3 separate regions of the Mus musculus genome follow, and all the other regions are linked to region 1. The links are chromatin loops, found by intact Hi-C in ENCODE. Cell type or tissue: heart. All regions are shown on one strand.

What was found. A loop is a pair of places that touch in the nucleus more often than their neighbours do. Peaks named below come from ENCODE experiments on the same cell type or tissue, not always from the same donor. Only the 100,000 strongest peaks of a DNase experiment are listed, where the experiment ranks them.
Region 2: it touches region 1 in a loop (2.2-fold over the local background); 3 of 42 quality-filtered maps call a loop at or near these places.
Region 3: a loop joins it to region 1, with 2.3 times the contacts of the local background. A loop is called at or near these places in 14 of 42 quality-filtered maps.

What each region holds. Positions count from the first base shown.
Region 1 is chr2:173,655,596-173,663,595 of GRCm38, forward strand. It overlaps Rab22a (RAB22A, member RAS oncogene family), which reads left to right and starts at 4,250. Exons shown (of 7, transcript NM_024436.3): 1 at 4,250-4,546; 2 at 5,837-5,916. The coding sequence starts at 4,511. It also overlaps the pseudogene Ppp4r1l-ps. In heart, no CTCF peak of the experiment used is centred here; a DNase peak (open chromatin) is centred at 4,206; H3K4me3 peaks cover 2,446 bases; H3K27ac peaks cover 1,980 bases.
Region 2 is chr2:174,459,827-174,467,826 of GRCm38, forward strand. Atp5e (ATP synthase, H+ transporting, mitochondrial F1 complex, epsilon subunit) reads right to left here and starts at 4,275. Exons shown (of 3, transcript NM_025983.3): 1 at 4,139-4,275; 2 at 2,674-2,803; 3 at 1,249-1,395. The coding sequence starts at 4,170. The coding sequence ends at 2,677. Prelid3b (PRELI domain containing 3B) reads right to left here. Exons shown (of 6, transcript NM_025531.2): 4 at 7,114-7,184; 5 at 6,900-7,002; 6 at 5,265-6,110. The coding sequence ends at 5,988. In heart, a CTCF peak has its summit at 4,443; a DNase peak (open chromatin) is centred at 4,345; H3K4me3 peaks cover 1,658 bases; H3K27ac peaks cover 1,313 bases.
Region 3 is chr2:173,733,907-173,741,906 of GRCm38, forward strand. It overlaps Vapb (vesicle-associated membrane protein, associated protein B and C), which reads left to right and starts at 3,665. Exons shown (of 6, transcript NM_019806.5): 1 at 3,665-3,844. The coding sequence starts at 3,787. In heart, a CTCF peak has its summit at 3,524 (motif pointing left); DNase peaks (open chromatin) are centred at 3,585 and 5,115; H3K4me3 peaks cover 1,859 bases; H3K27ac peaks cover 1,789 bases.

The DNA of each region.
Region 1 (8,000 bases):
GGCTATACGGGAGCCACTCTGGACTTGCTGCCCTACTCATCCACCCAGAGGAAAGAGTGAATGTCTTCATCCCCAGCAGCCACAGGAGACCAGACGTCAAGTGTGAGTAACTTGTCAAGGGTTGTTCAGCCAAGCAGTGGTCCTCAAACAATATTCTGCTCACTAAATCCAGCAGGAAAGACACCCCAACAGGTGGGTCCAGCTTAGCCACAAGCCACGATTGCACAGCTCCAACTCTGACAGTTTCATTTCATGGAGACATCAACAAAACACTTGCCCTGAGCCAAGTTCAGTCCTTCCTCGTGTTGCTAAAGTTTCACCAGCCCACATCCAGGCCCACGTAGATGTGCATATGTATGCACGTTTGCGGTCTATGGTGTGTGTGTGTGTGTGTGTGTGTGTGTGTAGTTTATGGTTGGTCTAGTATACAACGTTGGAGCCTACATCTGTGTCACATACCTTCTATCTGAAAAGCCAAACATTTTTACTATTTGGTCCTTCATGGGTAAATAAATATTGGTCAATTTCTAATTTAAAGGCTGGTCAAATGTCTGAGTTCAGCTCAAGTATTAGACTCCTCAATTAGCTCTTCAATTATTTCACTTGGCAGGGAGAGTTTAGTAAGAAACAGGTGCTAATATTTGGATCAAATTCACATTGTACAAAGAAAAACCTCAGCGCCTACATCTGTGGCTCAAGTTAGCATGCTGCCTGCAATGGGGTCCAGCATGGTTGCAGTCTCTGCAAAGAACAGCCACAGTGTGTAGGTGAGATATAGTGTGCTTTGCTCTGGAAGAAGTCTTTCACTCAGGATTGAACAACCACCACTCCCTCCAGCATTCAGATTCAAAGACTCTTATCTATATTCCACGGGCTGAGCTAATCCTATTTTCACCAAAGATCCAGACCTCATTTATTGGCACCTTGCTTTCCTCAAAAATAGAAATATGCCCTCTCCCAACTTCCTTCACTGCTACCTCTTGAAAACTAAACATCTGAAAAGAAATGCAGTCTCCTGAGCACTGATATATTTTACACAAGGGTCTTTTGAAGCTAAATGCAGCTTACAATACGCACAGCATATTCAGAATTGAAATCCAGCTTTCCAACTCCTCCTGCAAATGTCTGATCATTTGTGACACTCTCATCTCATTTTTAAAAACCTTTTACTGTGGGAAATTTCAAGTATGGAGAAATGAAAGGCTAGCCCCCAGCTATTAGCTTCTCCAAGCCTCAGCATCCCGCCATTGTACTGCTGGATCCCTCCTCCCAACATCTTGTTTACTATTTGTTATGGAGTTTGAAAGCTGATTTCACACACCAAGTCATTTCACTCATGAATGCTTATTGCTGTCAGGGCTCTTCCTTTGAAGAAAAACATGATACCATTATCACTGCTGAAAAAATAAATAGCAATTCTTAATATTACCTAATACCCAATCTCACTTCAATGCTTTTTCTTTTCACAGTGGTTCTGTTCAAGCGAGGATCCAAATATGACCACATACTGTGTGTTCTTGATTGGTCTCTTAGGTCTTTTTATATGTGCCACAGAGCCCTCTCATTTCCCATTCATTCATCCCTGGTATACATTTAAATACATTTAAATGCTAACTGGATGAACAGATCTTATCAACAGTCAGCCTCTCCACACTACAAGCAAACCCCAACATTGGAAACCCTCAGGCAGACTCTGAAGTGCCCTGCTCCCCCACTGCGCAACTCCACTTGAAAACTAGAGAAAGAGATGTCCCCTATGGACATTCTCAAGAGAATTCAGATCACTTCAACAAGCCAGTCCCAGAAAATGCCATCTTTTCTGTGCTGCTTTGGCCTGGAGACCCTGAATGATTTGGAAGCAAGGCACCCCCCTCATCATGCCTTCGTCTCGAGATTAGCCAAACTTAATCAAGAATCTTGAAGTAAATCAGACAAGCCTCAGGATCCATTACTGTTATCAGTAATGTAACTCTAACAATATTAATTTTTACCTAGGCCATTCAGGACTTGTCGTTTTAAAAAGGATAACCTGCATCATGCCCACAGGAACCTGACCTACACCAAGAAGCAGCAAGCCCTTTTCAGCAGCTCTCAGCGAGTGGAGTGGGTCATAACCCCTTTGTGGGTCAAACGACCCTTTCCCAAGGTCGCTTGTCAGAAAACCTCCATACCGGATATTCACATGACGATTCACAACAGTAGCAGAAACACAGCTATGAAGTAGCAACAAAACTCATTTTATGGATGGAGGCCTTCACAACAGGGGGAACTGTACTAAAGAGTCACAGCACTAGGAAGGTTGAGAACCCAAAGGCTTAGACAAACTGCCCAAGGAGAGGATAGATAAGATACCACCTCAAGTGCAGGCCCGCCCCAGCTACTGGGCGAAGAGCATTTGTAAGGCAGTGTGCACAGTAAAACAGAGAACAGAGTCAAAAGGAACCAACTTGTTGTCTTCTTTAACATCCATGGCACACCAGATGAGAGACACTGACCGCTCCAATTCTCAGCCTTCTCTAGAAGACAGGCTAATCCCACACACTTCCCAGGGTAGCAGCCAACATTTACTGAGTGTTTACTATGCACAAGGACTCATGTCACCTTCTTTGATGGTTTAATCTTTACAAAATCCCTCATTATGCAGCCCTGGCCCAGCCTGGAACTCACTCTGCAGACCAGGCCGGCCTCGAATCCATAAGACTTAGGAGGTAGGATGCTACTCTGGTGGTTTTGCAGAGGAAACGACCAATGAGGCTCTAAGCGGTATGGTGACCTGCCCCAGATCCCACTGCAACTGGAGTGATCCAGGACTGCACCTGAGGGCTGACTCAAGGGCCAGGCCTCTTCACCACTCACTTTTCTTTTCTCTCCAAGTGTCATGCTACACTAATAGAGTTGACACACACACACTCACACACACACACACTCAGGGATCAAATGTGCTCAACACTGCAATGGTCTACCAAACATTCTCAGTCAACATCAACTCCTGTCAGGGAGTTTCAGGTAGGGAAGGGAAGGGGACAGAAGTAACTCCTAGGGCTGGGACTCAGGAAGCCCCAGTTGACTGTGGTGATTTGTGTCATCTGAGGTGATTTGACCTCAACCACCAGCAAGCCTCCCTGGGTTTTTTTTTTTTTTTTTTCCTGCTCCCCTCTGGCTTGTGAGGGAGATCTAGTTCATCTTTGTAAATTCATAAGCCCAACAAATGGCCCGAGCAAGTAGAGGTAGGCGCTGAAAAACTATATTGGATAGACAAGCCAAAGCTTCGTTTGTCCATTAGCCACAAATTGGAACTTGCACTTCGAAGGTGGCATCTCTCTCAGCTACTGTCTCTTAAAATAATTCCAGAGAAGAAGTGGAGGCTGAGAAGGGTCAAGTGGAAGAGACCCACTCAAAACATGGAAAGCAGTGGGCTCCATGAAGACATGGAGCTGGCCAGGCCCACAAGTAGGGCGTCACTCCCAAGCCCTAACTAGGAACCCAAGGAGGTTCCTCCCAGGTTGGGATTGGCTTTCCCTCTCACAGCTCCTAGCGCAGCCAGAGGAGAAAGTGACAGGAAGACAAAGTTTCCAACAGACCCAAGTCCTAGCCCAGGAGGGAAGGGCACCTGAGAAGAAGCGGGCTCGAGATAGGCTCGACCTGAGGCTCCTGTCCCGTCTAAGTGCACCCCACAGTCCTCTGGGAGGGACCCAAGGAGGGGCGGGGCGCCCCAACTGTTACTTACAGTCCTCTAAGTCATCCTGCAAGTCCACAAAGTACAGAGGGATCTCTGAAAAAAAATCAAAAGACACACAAGGAGCTACACGGGGCTGCGCGGGCGGCGAGTCCCGGGCTCGTGCGGAGGTGGGGTGAGGGGGGCTCTCGGGGAGGGGAAGGGGAGCCGTCGGAGACCCCTGAGCCTAGACCCCACTCACCCGCCATCTTAGGATGTGCCAGAGGGCGGGGCTGGAGGCGGGGGCGAGCCCAGAGGCCACGCCCATCCCTCGCGCTCCGCCCACCAGCCTGGCCTCACTCACCCGCCGCCATCTTGGGACGGGTGGAAGGTGGAGCTAGAGGCGTGGTAGCTTCAAGATTACGCCCCATCCCGCCCCGCCCACTCCTTAGAGAAGATGGGGCTGAGGCGGAGCTGGAGGGTGGGGCGACGCTGAGGCTCCGCCCATTGGTGCTCCGCCCACCCGCCTGTGAGCTGCGAGCCGGCCGCCCCGCCCTCGCGGAGAAGGTGGCTGCCGAAGTGGGCGGGGAGGTCAGGTGACCCAGCTGGCGTCCCAAGATGGCGGCGGCGGTAGCGCCCGGGAGGCCAAGGCGGTGTCCCGGCTGTTGAGGTGACTCCGCCGGACAAGTGACGGGGTCGGCCGGACCGGAGGGCGGCGGCGGACGCACGGCCGCCCGGAGTGCTCGGCCGGGACTTGGCGGTGAGGCGGCGGCGCCGGGGGATGCTGGTGCTGGGCCGGGCCTCTCCCTCCTCAACTTAGGGCGGCGGCGGGCCCGCACCCCTGGTTCCCGGGCCATGGCGCTGAGGGAACTTAAAGTGTGCCTGCTCGGGGTAAGTTGCAGCGGGCGGGGTCCGGAGGGTCGCGGAGGCCGGGCGGGCGGGCCCCGGCACTCCAGGGCCCCTTGCACCCCTTTACGCTCAGCGCGGGACGCAGCCCCCCACAGACCCCTTAGGGCGGCGGGACCAGCAGGCTGTGCCCCACCCAAGGCCCCCAGGTGTCAGGGTGGCCCCCGGCGCCCCGGAGCGACGCCCTCTTTCCATCCCACAGTGAAGTAGCCCACAGGTAGTTTCCTTCCAACTTTGCGAGGGACACCTTTAAAGTTAGACAAGTTTCTGAAAGTTAACCCTCCCCAGCAGGGCTTTGGGTTTTATGCGCACACTTGGCCTCCTTTCAGCAATGTGGGATGGTTTTGAACTTTTGGGACGTCTTTGACACTTCTGCAAGAGTTACTTTCCATTAAAGTTCACTCTTCACTAGAACAGGGAGGAGTTACCAGGACTTTGAAGGTTCAGCTTCCGGTCCTCTCACAGTAGTTTGGCCTTTTCAGAGCCTTCTAATGATCTCCTTCCTGAGTTTCTGTTTTAATGACTGAAAAAAAAAAAATTCCAATAACTACATGGTTTTTGCCCCTTAGCAGGGTGGGGCTAGGGTTCATCCCGATTACTCCGCAACTTGGGAGCGCATAGTTTTACTGGTATATGTTAAAAGGCCAGTGAGTCCAGTCACCTTTCACACAGGACAGGCATTGAAGAGGCCTTTTTACTTTGGGAGGGAGCAGGAGTTCAGTCTTAGAGACTAAACCTAAACCTTGTACATCCTAGGCAAGTCCCGCCACTGAGTTGTGTGTCCCCAGTTTGCTTGCTTCTATTTTTTTAGCAGGATCTCCAGAAGTTGCCCAGGATAGCCTTGAAATCTCAGCCTCAGCAGGCCTTGAACTTGGAACCCTCCTGCCTCTGCCTCCCAGATTTGCTAAGATCGCAGTCCTGTAGCACTAGGCCGTCGTAGGTCTTTCCGGAGGTCCTAGTGTCACTTAAGAACTGCAGAATCCTTCCCCAGTACTTTCAAGATGGTTTCTCACTAGTTGGCCATGACTGGCACTGTGCTCAGTTCTTAGGCTAAGAAATCTGCCTGCTTCTGTCTCCCAGGTACTGGAATGAAAAGCATGCGCTCTGGCCCCGTAATATAGTTACTTCACTGACTTATTACAGAAGCCTGTTGTGTCTCTCCATCTGCAGATGGAAATGCTTTTTCTGCAGTCCTCCACTTTAGGCTACAAAGTAGTCTTGGGTGTCTACAAATAGGTTAGTTTTTCCTCAGTGCCCCATCTTACTCTCTTTCAGGATACGGGTGTGGGTAAATCGAGCATCGTGTGGCGGTTTGTGGAAGACAGTTTTGATCCGAATATCAATCCAACCATAGGGTAAGAGAACAAGTTTATTTACTGTATACGTCTATCCCAGAGTTCGTGGAAAGTCATCGCAAGCAGGAACGTGTGACCGGGTGTAACTCCTGTTGTCCTGAACTTGATGAAATTTTGAATTGCTGGGTCTTGACATTCCCAAAATGATTTGAGAGAATACAGTGAGGTTTACTGTATCCTAGGAGAATATCTTCAGACTTTGGGAATAAGAACTTCAACAATGAAAAAGAATCAGTTGACATAGGAGTTTACAGACCCAGTTACACCTTGAAAGAGAGCAGATGAAAACACGTTCCGATGCAGGTCTTTGGGGGGGCATACCCAGTTTTGGTCCTTGAAAAGAAGTAGAATTGAATTCAAACCCTTTTGAACTGGTGACAGCTTTAAATTAATGAATTAACTTAAAAATGGTCTGGTTTGGGGTTGTTTGGTTGATTAGGCTTTGTTTGGGGGGCTTTTTTGTTTTTTGGGTATCTGGTGTTTTTTTGTTTTTTGTTTGTTTGGTTGGTTTGGTTGGTTGGGGGTTTTTTGGACTGTTGAAGTTGACTAGAGAGTTCTCGAAGACTTCATTATTTTTGATTAGGTGCGCGTGTGTCTGAGTGGAAGTCTGTGAGTGTGAATGTGAGTGCCCACCCTTGAAAGCCAGAAGCGCGGGGTCCGCTGGACGTGGTTATGAACTGCCTGCTGTGGGTGCTAGGAACCAGATGGACCCTCCAGAAGAGCGCTGTGGTTTACCTGCTAAGCCATCTCCCCAGCTTCTTACAGACTGAACAAAAATCTTTTTAACTACTTAACTGTCACAGGGAGAGCATGGGATTAGCCCTAATTTTTCTCTTTGAGAGCATGAGCTTTGTAGGATCTACTACTATGTTAAGTTTGTACAACTAGGTAATGACTAGACACTTCCTGACAGTCAACGGGTTTTCTATCTGTAAAGAAAAGTTGTATGTGGTTCATCATCAGGATGAGATATGGCTTTGTGCCACAAAGGGAAACACTTTACAACTGTGGGAGAGACTTCACAAGACTGCTGCTTGAGAGTGTGTTAAAATCTCAGGGTCTCGTATGCATGTGGAGGCATGGAGATGAGATCCACCACTATGTCTGCAGTGAAGACAGTACCCTTGCAGAAGAATTGGGTGTGTCCGTGTGCTTCCAAGTATCACCTCCTGCTCCTCAGGGCTTGTCGGCACCTGCACTGCACTGCAAGGTGGCGAGCAGAGCGGAGAAGCACTGATGAGTCAGTGAATGACACACTTCACGCACAGCCTTTCAGAACCTCAGAACCCACAAGTGCTAAGACACCGCCTCCTTCACTATCAGACGAATAGAGAGAAAAACTAAGAGAACCTTCCTTGCCTTGGTTCAGTCAGGCTCTCACTGTGTCAGACTCATATTTTATAGGAAAGACTACAAAGTCCCCTCCTCCTCTATCTTTGCTTCCTTGTTTCTGCCTCTAAAGGCTTCCTCCCTTATGAGTGACGGCCCAGTGACCCCGTCCTCTCTGGAATGCTGAGTTCCCAGCTTTTCATCACTTTCTCTTTCCCACCATTCGGCTGCCCTTCTGCCCTGCTGTCATCCAGCAGCATCACAGCCTAGTCCTGTGCTTAAGCTGGAAGAGAACACACCACTTTCTTAGCAGTTACTCTGTAGCCATTGTCAGCACAGTTCTACCCACCATGTCACTGAATCCACCTTCTCTGGCCCTGGGAACCACTGCAAACCCAGCAAGCCCAGTGAGTATTTTTCAAAATGTTTATTCGTTTATTGGGTACTGTCTTAGTTAGGGTTTTACTGCTGTGAACAGACACCATGACCAAGGCAAGTCTTATACAAAACATTTATTTGGGGCTGGCTTATAGGTTCAGAGGTTCAGTCCAGTATCATCAATGTGGGAGCATGGCAGCATCCAGGCAGGCATGGCACAGGCAGAGCTGAGAGTTCTATGTCTTCATACAAAGGCTGCTACTGGAAGACTGACTTCCAGGCAACTGGGGTGAGAGTCTTAAGCCCACACCCACAGTGACACACCTATTCCAACCAGATCACACCTATTCCAGCAAGGTCACACCTCCATATGGTGC
Region 2 (8,000 bases), 800 kb after region 1:
CACCTTTAGCCATTCCTCTGACTCCCCTAATGGAACGACTCCCTAAGCTGGGAGTCACTTAGCCCTTTGCGTATTAGTTAACCTGGCTAGTTAAGAAGGCTTATGAGACCACTGCCCTCATCCCTGGTCACGGGAGATACTTCTTGGAACCTTAACCTAGGGAAGGTGGTATATTGCTGAGTGCTACAAGTTCATCAGAGGACTTCAGCCCCTGGGCAGACACCAGGGCTCCTAATCTTTCAATCTGCTGGTCAGCCTTGAGTTGAGAATCCAGTAAGACCCAGATGTGAAGTGTACTGAGGACCGGAAGCCAGCCCTAGGGGCTGAAAACAAAGCGGCTTTCTCCCGACTCAGTCTTCAGTCTCAGCTGAAGCTGCGGGCTGAGCAGGTTCTAGTCATTTTTCTGCTCTAAACTTCTCAGCGGCTCCGCTCAGCCAAGAGTGGCCATGTTTCAAAGAAAGGCAAGAACAAAACACTTCATTTCTAAACATTTAATGAATGAATGGCCACCCAAATATCATCAGACTGTCCTAATCACTGTGGCTAGACTGGTCATTAAGAGTCACAGGTTTTAATTGCAGTTCAGCCATCGACACAGGAAGCAAGGTATTGACCGGCTCTGCCTCATTCCCAGTAAGAAATGCGCCCAGAAAATACAGATTAATAAAGGCGCATTTTGTCTAGATAAACTGATGTTAATGGCTCTTCTCTGCAGGCTGCGTGAAGCAAGGTGAGTTATACAATCCGTCCCTCTAATGTGTGCTCGGTTTCATTTGGTTTACCGGCTAATCGGAACCACATGGAACCACTGCTTTAGCGTGAATGCCATCCAGAGACGAGGAACACCACTGTCAGGAGCCGTAAGGCATCCGAGGAGAAGCTAGTAACCAGCAGGAAGCTCTCCAAAAACGGACTTCTCCTGGGCCTGCCTTCCGGAGCAGGATTCATCTCATGAAGATCACCTGCTAGTTATTAGCTTCTCCTGTGATGGCTCCTGACACAACACAACCTCCACGACAGTGCCAAACTCTCACCAAATATTGCCGTGACAAACGGACCTTGATACATGTAAGGAGTGGGCCCTGTAGTCCGTGGTCAGGAGATAGTAAGTCCTTCCGTCCTTTTAAAAACTCTTGGTTCCTATGGTCATACTGACATTACTATGTGGAAAATTCCTATTTCAAAAAAAAAAAAAAAAAAAAAGAAAAAGATAAAAAGAAAAGAGTAGAACAGAAACAAAACCCAGCAGAAAGTGAACCATGTTAATTTATTGGCATAGTCAATTTATCAACGAGATGGGCAGCCTGTCCCCCAGGAGGTGAGGTTGATTTCCATCTGCCAGAACAGGGGCCCACATGCTTCACCTTCAAGACTCAGCACTTCAGGCTTCAGATTCTAGAAAGAGAAAAGAAAACACATCAGTTGCTAGCTTGTCACATCTTCTTCATACCCACCATGAACAAGAGAGGGCACTTGCATCTGCCTGCAGCAGCAACCCAGAGGGGAGACCTGCACCTGGGCCACCCGTGGGCACACAGCCTGCAATAGGCACATCCTCGAGTCAATCACTTCTTACTGTGACAGAAAAAGCTTTGTCCTCAAGATACCATGACCCTCTTCCCTCTTCCCAACAGGCTGGGGTTCTCCCTGTTGAAGAGATGCCTGGCCAACCCCAAGGCTCTGACAAATAAGCCAATACTAGTGTGGTGTGAGTGCAGGCAGGTGAGGAGATGGCCTCACTCTGCTCGTTGTGGAGAGTGAACTGCCTAACAAGAATCAGGTTTTACTGGTCTAGATTCTGAGATTAGACAGACCCCAGGAAAGGGCCTCCATTTAAAACCCTGCATCTCCTGGTTCAGAGTATGATGTCTGTTCATTCGAGATGAAGCTAAAAAGTGCTTAGAGGAGAGTTTCAGTCAGGCTTGGAGCACAGGTGTCACGGACTGTGCTACTGCAGAGCTGACACTTTTCAAAAGCACAGAAAATGAAAGCCGAGGAACGTCTCTCTGATAACTTGAGGGGCTTATTTTTGAAGTAACCATGCAAACACAGTAGTGGGGAGATAGAATCAGTCTGGAGAAGTGCATCTGAATTCACTGGACCACCTTGTCCTGGCAACTTCTTACACCCCAACACCTCCGCACAGGGAAACTGAGCCAGCCTCCCTGAGCACACAGGGAGCTCAGCAGAGCAGGACTTGCCTGGGGTTATGAGCCTTCCTGCCCGGATGCTGGGAGAAGGGATGCGTGAGACACCAGCAGCTATGGGGAGGACCATTCGAAGTACTGCCGTCCATGCCTCATGTTCCAGACCGTTACATAACTCCAATAGCAATTATAAGGGGGGGGGGGCATCCTCCCAATTACTTGATTTTGTGCAGATAAATGAACCAGGTTTAATTAAAATAAGATGGCTTTCTATCTCAGGGTTGCTAACTGCACTGAAAAATCAATTTGCCAATTACTGTTTGCCGGGGCTGTACAGGGCTCCCCTCCCTCATGCCAGGCGACCTCTACAACCTGCACACTTGGAATGATCACCCCAGTATCCGGCATCATCCAAGCCCACCGCCCACCGAGAGGCAGACGCTCAAACTAAAGTTTTTGGGTTTGGCTTTATGGCACTTTAAAAACTTTAAGAGGCAACTTGTGAGGAAACCAGTGACTCACTCACCAGCTACTCCTTCTTCGAGACTTTCACAATTTTTATGCTGCTGCCCGAAGTCTTCTCAGCGTTCGCTTTGAACTCGGTCTTCAGGGCATCCCTCACTGCTTTTGCACAGATCTGGGAAAACCGGATGTAGCTGGCAAAGTGAGAGAGGATACGAGGCTGGTTACCAACAGCTGGAATGGCGGTGTCATGAGGTGTGATACCCTGGTTTTCTTTCCATAATTTTGGTTGATTACTAAGGTAAAATTGGACTGAAAACTGGGCAATATCAAACAGGATCTATTCAAAGGAAACAATCGGAACTGTGCCCCCCAGATCAGCTGGTACTTGGCTGGGAGGTCACAATTCTTGGCAGTGTATCTTTTCAGGACTTAGTAATTTAAAATAAGGGTTGGTTGGTTTGTTTGCTTTTTTAAGTCCCACAATGTAGGAAAGATTCCCCAGCCCATTTCTGTATTTAATTGCTTTAATTATATTATTCCTACAACACACACACACACACACACACAATTAGGAAAGCTATTTTGAATTAAAAGAGTGCTTTTCATGGTCAACTATTAAAGGCACTGCTGAAAATATTGGATTTTTGCTCTTGTCTATCGTGAAAACACTTCCTAACCAAGGTTTCCAAACTTCTCAGAGAACATCACCAGTAGCAAACAGAGCTCAGAGGAAACTTCCTGTTAGGTAGATGGATTCACCTGTCAACACTATTATCCCAGAAGATAGCACTTTTCACACTTTTTGAAACCAGAGATGGAGGAGTGGCTGGCTGTTTCTCCTGCTTTAAATCTGTTTGGGGAGCTCAGGAGCAAAGGGTTTAACCTGCAAAGCACCGGGGTAAAAATAATAGCTGTCCTTCAAGCGGCTGGGCGCAGGAAAATAAGGTGATGGACGCCATGGGAGATAGTTTAATAAGAGGCATCAACTGTGAGCCTACCGTCCTTTTGTTCTACACAACTTTGCTTGAACTCTGTCGGGGCACTGGGCCTTCAGCCTGATACCCAGAAAGGTGTTCCTCCACCCAGCACACTAACAAGATGCACTCCCTGGAGCAAGGAAACCATGCACCACCACTCCTAGGCCCACAGCTCGCACCCATCACGGGGCCCCTGCAGGGCGCTCCACAGGTTAGAGGGCTTTCACCTTTTTTCACTACTGGGAAAAGGTCACTAAGGTCACACTTGAAAATGAACTTGTGCGCCCCTCCCTCTGCGCAGGTGAGCAAGGTCAGTGTCAGCGTGGCCAGGTCAAGGGTGCTGTGCACTTGGCCGTCACAGCGATCATGCAGGTACTGTAGGCTACCTCTCCCGAGGAGCAGCCACCTCTGTTTAGGGTCCCTGACCCCATGACCCCGCGAAGAGCCTTGTCCACGGCGACGCCATCTTGGAGGGTGGCCGCGTGGCTTGGCCGTCTCGTACGGCCTGGTGACGGCCGGCCAGGCCTTCCCAACGCTTTCTGGGCGTACCTGAGTCCAGCCTGTCGCCAGTACGCCACCATGGTGTCTCGAGCGGGCGCGTCGGGCAGAACCGCTGGGTCGCTTCAGAGTAGCCTCAAACCGGCCCGGCAGCAGGAAGGTCAGGCCTGAGTAGCGGAAGGGGTGGGGTACGCGGACCTGCCAGTCAGCGCCTCATCCCGCCCTTGCCAACCAGGAGCCAATAGGAGCGCCGGTCGCGCCTTGCCCATTGGCCGAGCGGCTACCGGAAGCTGTGGCCGTAGAGACACCTGGGAAAGCGAGGCCGCTGCATGCCGGTCACCTTCCAGGTGCTGCGGGCAGGGGGCGGGGCCTCCTCGAGCCCGCTCTGAGTGACAGCTAATGTTCCTGTCTGCATGTACCCATGCCCAGGATTCCATTTGTACTCAGGCAGAATTCACGATGGAACCACATTGCAAAGTGGAAATGTATATACTTAAAAAAACATCATCAGGGCATCAGACCCTTCCAGAACAGGTGTAACTCCTAGAAACCGTACCTGACACTTTGTCCAACAATGTTAAGTAGTGCTCTGTTTAGCTGGAACATTCATTCCACTTGTCAAACGATTTTTCCTTTACTTTTTAAAAATCTTTTACAAATGTCCAAAGAATTATTAAACTGAGTAATCCTTTAAAGTAGGAAGCTAAGAACTTGAAGTTGTGGTTTTGTATGCATGCTAACTGGTCTCTTCAGGAAAACCCACCCCATAAAAGGCAAAAGGCAGTCACCAGTCACCCAGGCAAAACTGTACACATCAAAGCCAACACCACTTAGACAATCTCTGTGGCTGTTTTGCAGCCATCCTGAGTCCCCACGGGGCGCAATCTTCTAGGACTTCCCTCAGACCATGGTGTTCCTCCAGGCTCTTCTCATCTAATGCCCTGAGTTAAGGTGAGAAGATCTGGGTCCTAGGTGACATGTGTTGTCTCAAATGATGGACAGCTCTTCATGTAATAAAGCTGTTTTGTGGTCTTAACTGCCTCAAGAAGTACTCATATTCCGATAACCTGACATACCATGTCTTAGCAACTACAAACCCATGACATTTATAAGTCAATGTGAAGTGCTCAGAGATGGGAAGAGCTGCTCTTCTGTCTCAGTGTTCTGTTAAGAGTGATGAGACACTCAGGTAATGACTTTATTTTTTCGGTTAACATAACCAGCCCACAGTACAGCATGCGAAATCACAAAGTACAAATTCAAGGAAGGGAATGCCTTTACTAAGTCACAAAATTTGGCAAATTATTATAGTACCCGTTAATACAATAAAATACTATTTTTGCTGGAGTCATATATTACCTTACTGTTAATTTTCACTCCAAAAATATCATTTAAAAGTACCAAATCCAAACACTGGTTTCCAGCAGGGCAGGTTATTTTATATAAATTAATGTCATTTAAATTTTACAGGTTCTCTTTGTAGAGTGAGTCCCTCATGCAGGCAGTTCTGGTTCACAGCAGCGGGCAGCTGTGGACAGGAGGGCGGCTGGGCTCTGCTCTGGTTGGTCCGCAGCCAGGTAGTGTTCCAGTACCTGGAGCTTTAAGAGACTCCAGATCAACACCAATTTCTTCTAAGTACTTAAACAACAACAACAACAACAGCAAACAAACCCGTTAACTGTTCACATGAACACAGCCTCTCCCAGTCTTACATCCTCCCCTCAGATGATCCCTCTGATTTAGAGGTTCTGGATCTTTTGTTTAGATCAAAAGTCACAGCCTTACCCCACCTCATTAAAAAAAAAGATCTACCTAAAATAATTGTGTCTTTTAAATAACAAATAATATGATGCCAGCTTGAGAGTCCTGGAGCCCTGATGCTGCACACCAATTTCCATTGTCATTTGTCCACCAGTGCTGCCGCTGCCGCCATTGGTGTCCTTATGCTTCCTCTTGCTGATGCTGCCAATTCCTCAATCTCAGCGTTCAGTTTATGTATCACCCACTCCATTGCTTCTCGGCCCTTAAAAAGTGCAACGCATTTATTGTTAGCAACAGTGAAGGTGTGACCACGTTTGGTGTGTGTGTGTGTGTGTGTGTGTGTGTGTGTGTGTGTGTGTTACAGGCTAACTAAACCACAGGGACAGATCTCTTGTCCTCGCTGTCTTTCTCTTTTCAGTTATTATTTACCAAATACCAAATGCCTTGAGCAATTGGCTTGATCCAGAAACAAATTTTATTTTGTATACAGAAGATGTTCTCAGAATCGTACAATTGAGTGGCAGGGTGTCTTGCTGACTGACTGGTTAGCTTGGTCACGCCCCTTTTCTTTTTATATCAACACTGTAAATCAATCATACACACACCTTGGAATCTGGTCTTTAACCCCCCCCCCCCCCCAACTCGCCCTCTTCCTTCCCGTGGCTCTACAGTTTCTTGAGGAATGAAGGGGCAGCCCCCACTCGAATGTTCTTTCTGGATACTGCTTGCACCAAGTCCTTCCCTCCTTCTTAACACTTGGCAAAAAACATCAATTAGCAAACCTTCATTAACCCTCGGGCCTGCCTTTACTTTTGCTTTCCTAACAGAATATGATTAACGCTGCCTCCTTGAGTGTTGTGAGGGCAGAGCACATTTGTTTTGCTGCCTGTACACCTCAACGGAATGACTTGATGAAATGTGCTAAAGAAACAACGTGCTAGGCATCTTTCCCCCAAACTTCCCGTCAGCTTGGGGACAGTTGCATTCAGCACCAGCCTTTAGCGGAGTGAAGCTGGGTGGTGAGGACTGGCATGGAGACCGGTGCACTTACTTTGCTAGCATTGGAAGATATGGTGCTTGCCATGAGTCCTTCCAGGTAGCTGCTGAGGCTGACCCCTTTCACTGTGATGAGGGCTTCCTGGGTCAGGACAGTTCTGGCAAAACAAGCATAGCTTCAGATGACTCATGCTTGGTTTGCAAAGAGTAATCTACCAAGACCCGAAAGAGCCTCCTCACTGAGTCAGGTCGATGCCTGGTTTACTTACTTCTCTGGGTCCTGTAGGTGTGGCTTGTATGTCAGCCTCTCATCTACTGAGACCATATTTGTAAATGAGATCTACAGGTTGGAGAAAAAGTCAAGCCATTTTGGAAAAGATTAGAAAGATTCCCAAAACCAACGCAACCCTAAATCTTATTCACTAAACACACAAAACAAAACAAAAAACCAAAAACTTAAAAATAACCCATCTTGGCATTACTGGGTAACTAGAATTTAATTTTCATATTAAAATTTCAGCAAACTTTTATTTGGAAAGGGAGGTGGGTCTGTGGGTAAAGAAATGTTTCTTCTAAGCCTACTGTGGTGATTTGAATATAGTTGGCCTATGGAGCACTATTAGGCGGTGTGGCCTTGTTGGAGGACAGTCTCTCCTGGATGCCTTCGAATAAAGATGCAGACCTCTCAGCTCCTTCGCCAGTACCATGTCTGGCTGCCTGCAAACTGCCCTGCTTCCTGCTATGATAATGAACTGAACCTCTGAAACTGTAATCCAGCCCCTATTAAATGTTTGCCTTTGTAACAGTTGCCTTGGTCATGGTGTCTCTTCACAGCAACGAAACCCTAAGTAAGACACCTGCTGATCTGTGTCCTGTCCCCACAAATCTGAGAAGGAGAGAACCAACTTGCACAGCAAGCTGTCTTCTGACCCCCTTCACATGGACTCTTTCCCTCTACTCCAAATGGAAAAGGAAGGGAGGAAGAAAAGAGGAAAGAAAGGAGGGAAGGAGGAAAGAAAGAAAGAAAGAAAGAAAGAAAGGAAGGAAGGAAGATAGATAGATAAATAGATGCAGGATTGCAGGATGCTGCGCTCACTGTCCTGAGTGCTGGCACCTAAAGAGGCAGAGCCTCGCAGCAAGGAAGCTGCTTAGGGTG
Region 3 (8,000 bases), 78 kb after region 1:
AGAACTTTAGCATGGCCACATAGAAGTTTCCTGAACGACAGAAGGCACCTCAGTACATCCTAGCCTTGCTTTCCAGATTCTGCTAATGACGTCTGGACTCATTTTATAAGTTGCTATCGGGAAAACAACCTACAGTTTCAAAAACATCATAAATAAGAATGCCAACCGGAACTCCAGATGTTGAGAGTGAGGCGCTGAGGCTGAGGTGGCATTTGAAAGCGATATTGTCACACACGCTGCACAATGGATGAGCCCTGAGGGACCTCATGCTGTCAGCAGTGGTGGCAGGGAGACACAGGCCAGCACTGCTGCCAGCAGCCTGAAGAGCTTTCTCTCCCTCAGAGACCTCTGCTCAGGTAAAGCCATATGCTTGACAATGGCACTGAAAAGAATCTCAAGATGAGCCAAGCTAAAGGCAAAGTCAATAAGTTTATTAAGTATTTAGACAGAATCATAGGAAAAAGGCAGTGTACACTCGAGGCATGGGTGTGCGCTTCTCAAGAGAGTTCTCTTAGAAGGCCTGAAACTTGCTCTGTAGACCAAGAGGACCTTGAATGCAGGCTGGCATGCCCCCCCACCCCCACCCACATGTCTGGCAACACTTAGGTGGCTTCACAGTGGCTGTGTATGTGATCTGGTGGTTTTAAGTTGCATTCTTCAAAGGAAGCAATTTATTACAAGGTTTAGAGATTAATAGAGCTTGAAACTAAGTAAAAAGCCTTATTTGGATTGTGCTTTGCGTCAGTGATGCCCTAAGGGGCCATCTGAGGTGCACTGTTCCAATTAAGGGATGTGAGAGGGGTGCCCCTATGGTAGGACTCACTGTTGCTAGGTTTTTTTTTTTTTTTTTTAATCCTTGTCTGAGGTGCGTTCAGGGAAACACACATTAGCTCTCTGGCTAGCTTGGCTCATCCTGTGAAACAGAGTCCTTGCATAGAAGCTGTTTCTCCCAAAAATGATTGACTAGGCAGACATGCAGTAATGAGGAGAGGTGGGAAGGTTGTAGATCCAGAGCCAATCACCGAAGGCCATCTTATGCCTCCCGATAGCCATCTATTGTTCTCTTCTGCACCTGACCTAACATCTCTGTGACCACTGGTTAAGCCTTATGAACATATGAACAGACCCCTGGCTTCTACCAATCAAAGGGCTGAGAATGCCGTCAGACAGTATCTATGGCCAGTATAGAATTACCCAGTTTGCTGCAACCCACCTGCCTGATGTCCTCACATATGTATTTGAAAAGTATTATTTTTAAAAATCCATAGGGTTGCTACTTCATTGGAATATGGAATTTGGGAAGAGCTCCATCTACATTGCCCTGCCATGGTCACTTCCGTTAGGTTCAGAATAATTACCTCCTTTAGTCCTCTCTGGAAGGGGCCATTGCCTTCACTGACCATCAGTTGTTTGGAGGTACTTTGACTTTTAGTCAGCAAATTATGTCCCAGGGTGGGTGGGAGGGTTCCTTTCCTTCACACATTCCCTTAGCTGCCCCTCCACCCCACCCCATCCCTGTCCGATCTCAGTGCTAAGTGACCCGTCTTCTGTCAGGTGCCTAGAGCACTCAAATCCGGAGACAGAAAACAGAATGATGAACGCCAAGGATGGGCTCTGGAGAGAAATGCAAATTATCATTTAAGAGATGTGGAGTTTGGGCTTTGCAAGGTGAACCTTTGGGATGGGTGAGTGAGTTGGTTGCAGGCAACAGGAAAATGGTGTTACTGGGCCACAGTCTTGAAAATGGCCATTGTTAGGTGTAATTTACAACAACAACAACAGAGTGACTTGAGGCCACCCTGGTCTCTATATCGTGAGTTCCAGCTAGCCAGTGCTACATAGTGAGCCCCTACTTCAAAGACAAAATAGAATTAGAGACTAAGTTGACAGCTCAGCTGGTAGTGCTTGGTTATCATGCAGCCTTGGACCAACTTCAGCCCTGCATGCACTGGGTATGAAAGCTAACACCTGAAATTCCTCATTGGAGAGGTGGAGGCAGGAGAATGAAGGCTATCCTCGGCTACAGAGTGACCTCAAGGTCAGATTGGAATATAAGAGATCCTGTCTCAAAAACAAAGCAAACAAGCAACAACGGAAAGAATAAAAGTAAGAAAAATATTGACTGAAAAGCTTTGAGCTTGATGAAAGATTCTCAATCAGCAAATTTAGAAAGCCCAAAGAGTTCAAAGTACAACAAACGCAGAGACAGTGTGGCAAAACACAGAGCAGAGTGGGCGCACGCCTTTAATCCCAGCACTCGGGAGGCAGAGGCAGGCAGATTTCTGAGTTCGAAGCCAGCCTGGTCTACAGAGTGAGTTCCAGGACAGTCAGGGCTACACAGAGAAACCCTGTCTCAAAAAACCAAAAAACCAAAACCAAAAACAAAACAAAACAAAACAAAACTAGACTGAGGGAAACCTGAGTTTCCTTTAAAAGCACAAGGCGTATAATGGAGCAGTGGGTGACTATGATGAACTGAAGCCCTAAAATCTCAAGAAAGCAGAACAAAATGTCATAAAAGCTAGACTTTCATAGATTCAGTACACATGAAGCAGTAGTAGCAGAACACAAGGAAAGAACAGATGGAGAGGAAAACAATCCTGAAGAGCAAGAAATGAGAGGCCAAAAGAAACAGTACATCTAATGGGAAAACCAACGTAAAGCAGCAGAAATAAACCCAGGTACACCAACAAATACAATAAGTATAAATGGATTAGATGCACAAGCTAAAAGACAAAGACTACCCCTTGGAAACTTTTATTATGAAAATAACTTCAGGTGTATAGAACATGGGAAGTACATGAACAACATGGATATTCCTGCCATATAGAGTCATGTGTACTCTTCACACGAATGTTTGATGAGGAGGCTATGAAGGTCTATTTTACATAGTATACGTTACACAATGAAATACTAGTCACGTGCCAATGGGAACATACAGGGCTTATTTTGGGTATCAGACAGAGCTAGGCTCTCAGTTACTTTTAGTCATGTGATTTATGTGTGTAACTAATTTATTCTCTCAGTGAGGTCCTAGCACGGTGTGAAGCAGGTCGTTTTCTGGTTATTGTATTTCTAAATATTTCTTGCATAAACAAGTAATGCTATCAGCAAATGGTTCAGTGCAGCGCTTTGCGGTTTGGTAAACACTGAATGCAGAATAGCTTTTATTTATGACAGTTACTGAAAGCATTCAGCGGAGTGGCACGAAATAAGCAAACAATAATTGCCAGTTTATTATATTTATAATTGTTATTTATGAACTGTCACAAGGCCTGGCACATATCACTAACCCGTAAACATTGTGTTTGTAAGAATAATAAGTACTTTATTATATTCAGGCTCAGTAGAGCCTGGCACCACACGTGCGGGAAGAAAGTGGAAGTTTATTCTTGTTAATTATTATTATTAAGTAAAGCACTTAACAACAGTTCTCCCCGCAGGCGCTTACTGAACAGTCTCACTGGAGACCGCCCCTCCTCCCAAGCCTCGAGAGGCCACGCCCCCTGTCTCGGAAGCTCCGCCCTCTACCGCCCGGTCTGTGCCTGCGCAGTGGCCCTGAACACCCTGCGCATGCGCAGTCTCCCTTTTGTCGCTGGAGCCGCTGGCCACTGCCGGAGCCCGGCATCTGCTACGTACGTGCGTACGTGCGTGCGTCGGGGCGTGCGTGGGTACGTCGTGCGTGCCGTGAGCTCGCCCGGCACCGCGGCCTCGCCCTCCGCCCCTGCGCCCCGCCACCCAGGCCGCCGCCCCCCGCCCGCGCCGTCGCCCCCGACGGGGAGGACCATGGCGAAGGTGGAACAGGTCCTGAGCCTCGAGCCACAACACGAGCTCAAGTTCCGAGGTAAGCGGCCGGCCGGCCCGGGAGCTGTCACTCAGCGGCCGGTGCCGGAAGGGACGCGCCCTGAGGGCAGGACACTGTCCGCTTGAGGCCCGCATGCACCAGGCGTCTAATGCATGCATGTGGAGTCAGTGCATGGAAACGGTTTGCCTGAGTACCCTTCCATCAGCTCCCCCGAGGCAGCGAGCTGCCGGGGTTACAGCCCACGAAGCCCGTGCACACTTTCTGTGTAGTACACTTTCTGTATACATCTGTGTGTAAAGGTGCATGCCCAGGTGATTAAAAAGGTGCACGTAGACAAATATATATGCATGGTATACGCATGTTATAGATAGTGTGTATACATACATGTGCGTACATATATGTACATACACACACACAAGTGTGTGTGTATGTACACATGAATGTTTCCATTCACTAATTTTAAGGGCCACGAGGCAACAGGGTCCATGCCCAGCCTGTTCCTTGCTTCGTTGCATGTTTGAGTCATGAGATTGGGCACAGGAGGCCTATAAAGTTCAACAACCAGTAAGCAAGATGGCAGAATACAGTGGTAAGCACTAGGAGGAAGAGGAAGAAACTGGACTCTATGAAGGTGTACTTGAGGTTGGCTGATATGATCCTCTGTGTATTGCCCACGTGTAGCCCACAGCTGGCACACACGATTTTGGGTGGCCGAGAGTCACCCGTTTCTCCACCGCTGGGAAGTAACGTAGGATCACAGCTCTTATCTAGTTGTCGCATTTGAGTTCTGATTTCAGACGTTCAGATACTTAGCCACTGTACCCACAGACTCTTGGGAAATGCTTCAGATCTGTGGCTGTTCACCTTGCCTTCCAGGTTCAGAGTGTGCAGTGTGACTCTTACAAGGAAGCAGAGGCCGTCCAGTCAACCTGAAAACAAAAACCTTAGGCAGCCTAACACAGGGCTGTGGAGATGGTTCACCGGATAAAGAGCTTGCTGTCAAGGCTGAGGACTTTAGTTCAATCCCTGAGTCCCACATGGTCAAAGGAGAGAACCGACTTGTGCACATTGTCCGCTGACCCCAACAGGTGCAGCCTGGCACACTTGTGAACAAACACACAGACACATACACAAAAAAATTTCAATAGAAGCATCGACTTAAATGTGGACCCTCGTCACCAGAGGTTCCCCCACTTATCGGGATCCCACTTGTTAGCGACAAGGAAGTGGTGTCCGTTTGGTAGTGACTATTTGGAATTTCGAATGCTGAGTCTTTTTCAGGTTACAGTGGTGCGTGATCCCGTGCCTGACTGCACAGCAGTGAATCGCCGCCTGGTTATAACTGTAGCTCTGTGTATTTTGTGTGTTTGCACCCTGTCACGAGTGCAAGGCGTCCATCTCTGTGGTGGGGTGCTCATGTGCATAAACTCTTTGGCTGGTGTCTTTATTTATTTTGCGTTTATGTGTTGCGAATGGCAGTATGTGTGCCACAGTGAGTGTGTGGTACCCAGAAGACAACTTGTAGGAATCATTTCTGTCCTTCCACCCTTGGGGGTGGAACTCAGATCTCCCGTCTTGCGCAACAGTGCTTTTGTTTCCTGATCTGTCACACGCTGGTGTTCTCTTTTAGAGATATGTGGGTTCTCGTGTGCTGAGGTCAGTTCAGGCTGACCTCAGTCTTGAGACAACCCTCCTGATTTTGCTTCCCCAGGGCTGGTGTTACTGTCTCAGCACATATTTGAATATTGTATTGTTATCAAATGGGCACTGTGCACCTGTAGGATGACGTGAGTCTGGGGCATGTCAGCTGCGATGTTCAGAAAGGTCAAGTAGAGCCGGGCGGTGGTGGTGCATGCCTTTAATCCCAGCACATGGTAGGCAGAGGCAGGTGGATTTCAGAGTTCGAGGCCAGCCTGGTCTACAGAGTTGAGTTCCAGGATAGCCAGGGCTATACAGAGAACCCCTGTCTCAAAAAACAAACAGCAACATCAACAACAAAAAAAAAGGTCAAGTAGGTCGAATGCACTTTTACATAAACATATTTCAACTTAGGAAGGGGTTGTCAGGATCTAACTTTATTGAGGGACATCTTTGACTTTCTGTGATGTTCTCAGTGGCTTCTCTGGAGGGGGAGACTGGGAAAGGAAGACCATATCCAAAGTGACTTTACTGGGGTCGCCTGAAGCTCTTACCCGTGACATGGCACATTTATCCCATTGCTCTGCCTCTGTGTGTCAGAACCCAGGACAATTCAAATCCAGTTGGTTGGTCTCGCCTCCTCTTCTCCGACACCCACCTCTCCTTTGCATCCAGGGAAAAAGGGGGCAGATGAGGTGACCCAGACTAGAGTGTGTTAGGAAACAACTTCCCAGGGTGTGGGAGGTCAGATCGTGACAGAGTATCACTGAATCTGGTTACAAAGTTCCAGTGACAGCAAGGGGGAAGCAGATAGGAGAGTCCGGCATAGACAATAGTGTGCATAGAGGTCCAAAAGTGGGAGTACTTGCTTCTTGAGAGTGCTGTGGGTAGAAGGTGTGGGGCGGAGTAGAGGGCCAGACTGGCCAGTACATGAGAGTCAGATCTACACACCCACTTGACTGACCTTCCTCAGGTTGATGCCTGAAGCCCCCACACACTGCTGTCTCTGAAGGAGGGGACACCAGTGTTCCAGCTCTTCCAGTTTAGCATGTGTGACCTTGCCTGCCATTTGCTCTCTTACCTTTGGGTTGGTGGCAGTGCTAAGAAGGTGACACTTCTCCAGCCAACATCGCTGGTTGGCAAGGAGATAGTCCAAAGGTTTGGTGTCCAAACGTCCTTACTCTGGAAGAGTCGTCCAGGGATGTGTGGAGACTTGATGGGGGTCTTGGGAGTGCCAGCCATACATTAGCGTGTAGCCCTTGCCTTGCGGATGAAGTCTCACTAAGCCTTCCAGGCTGGTATGGGGTGCGTGGCTTTCCTGCCATAGCTTCCTGGTGCTGGGATTGGTGCCACCAAGCCCAACTGGGGTGTTGAGTTTCTTGGTTTGTTTGCTTGTTCCTTGGTTTGAGTGCCAAGACATAGAACGAGAGACCCAGCAAGTTGGCTCATTATGTTAAGGGAATTCATTTCAGGGTGAGGACCTTCAGACTTAACTGGTCTCCTTCATGTTATCCAGAATAATGTCTCTGATTTCTGAGGTTCCTGTAAATGAATTACACGTACAAGCTAATCAAAGTACTTGTCATCCAGGGAATCATGGGTCTTTTGCTACAGTTGAAGATGATGCTATGGGATTTAGTATTTGTCGTTAATCTTGGGAATTTTGCGTGATGTGTTAAATTTAAATATGTTATAGTCTGGGCGTGGTGGTGACACATGCCTGTAAACTAAGTACTTTGGAAACTAAGGTAGGAAGATTGTGAATTCAAGATCAGATTGGACTACATCTCAAGATAACATAAAATAAAATAAAACCAAACACAAAAACAGCTGAAGTGTGATATAGTTCAGTGGTAGTGGGCTCTTGGTTCAATCCCTAGACACACACACACACACACTGCATGTGCACATACAAGTACACACACATGTATATACACACAGCTGCCTATGCACCCACAAGTACACACATGCAATACACAGGCAATACACATACACACATATTCACACATGTATGCACACACGTACATGCACATGCACACACAATTACAGACGAAAACAGCCTACAGGTTCCTGTGCTTTTTTTATTTCTGGGGACCATGCCACATTGCACTGTAGTGAATACCGAGGAGGGCTGCTAATGGGAAGACACAGAGTCTGATCTTCATGAGCCATACTTCCTGAGAGAGTTAAAGGCTTCAGAAGCTTGTGGTAGGAGCGTTCCCTTCTGTTTTCTCCATCCAGGCCGGGTAGGGTCTGACTGCCTCTTACATCCTCCTGGGAGCTCTGACTTATGTCTACGTCTAGCCTCTCAAAGGTTTGTCTTTCCTTTCTCTCCTGTTGGATCTCCTCTGTGGTATGTGATGCCTTGTATAATTTAGGTCATTGTCCAGGAGTCAACACTCCCACACCAAGTTCTATTGAAGTCATAGCCGGGAATGATAGCTAAACACCTTACTGGGTTGAGACACCAACCTGTTGTGGGTTCAAGGCCTCCTTGCCTTGTTCTGGCAAAAGCTGGTTCAAAGCCAGTGACAATTTGGAAGTCAGACGCAGCTTA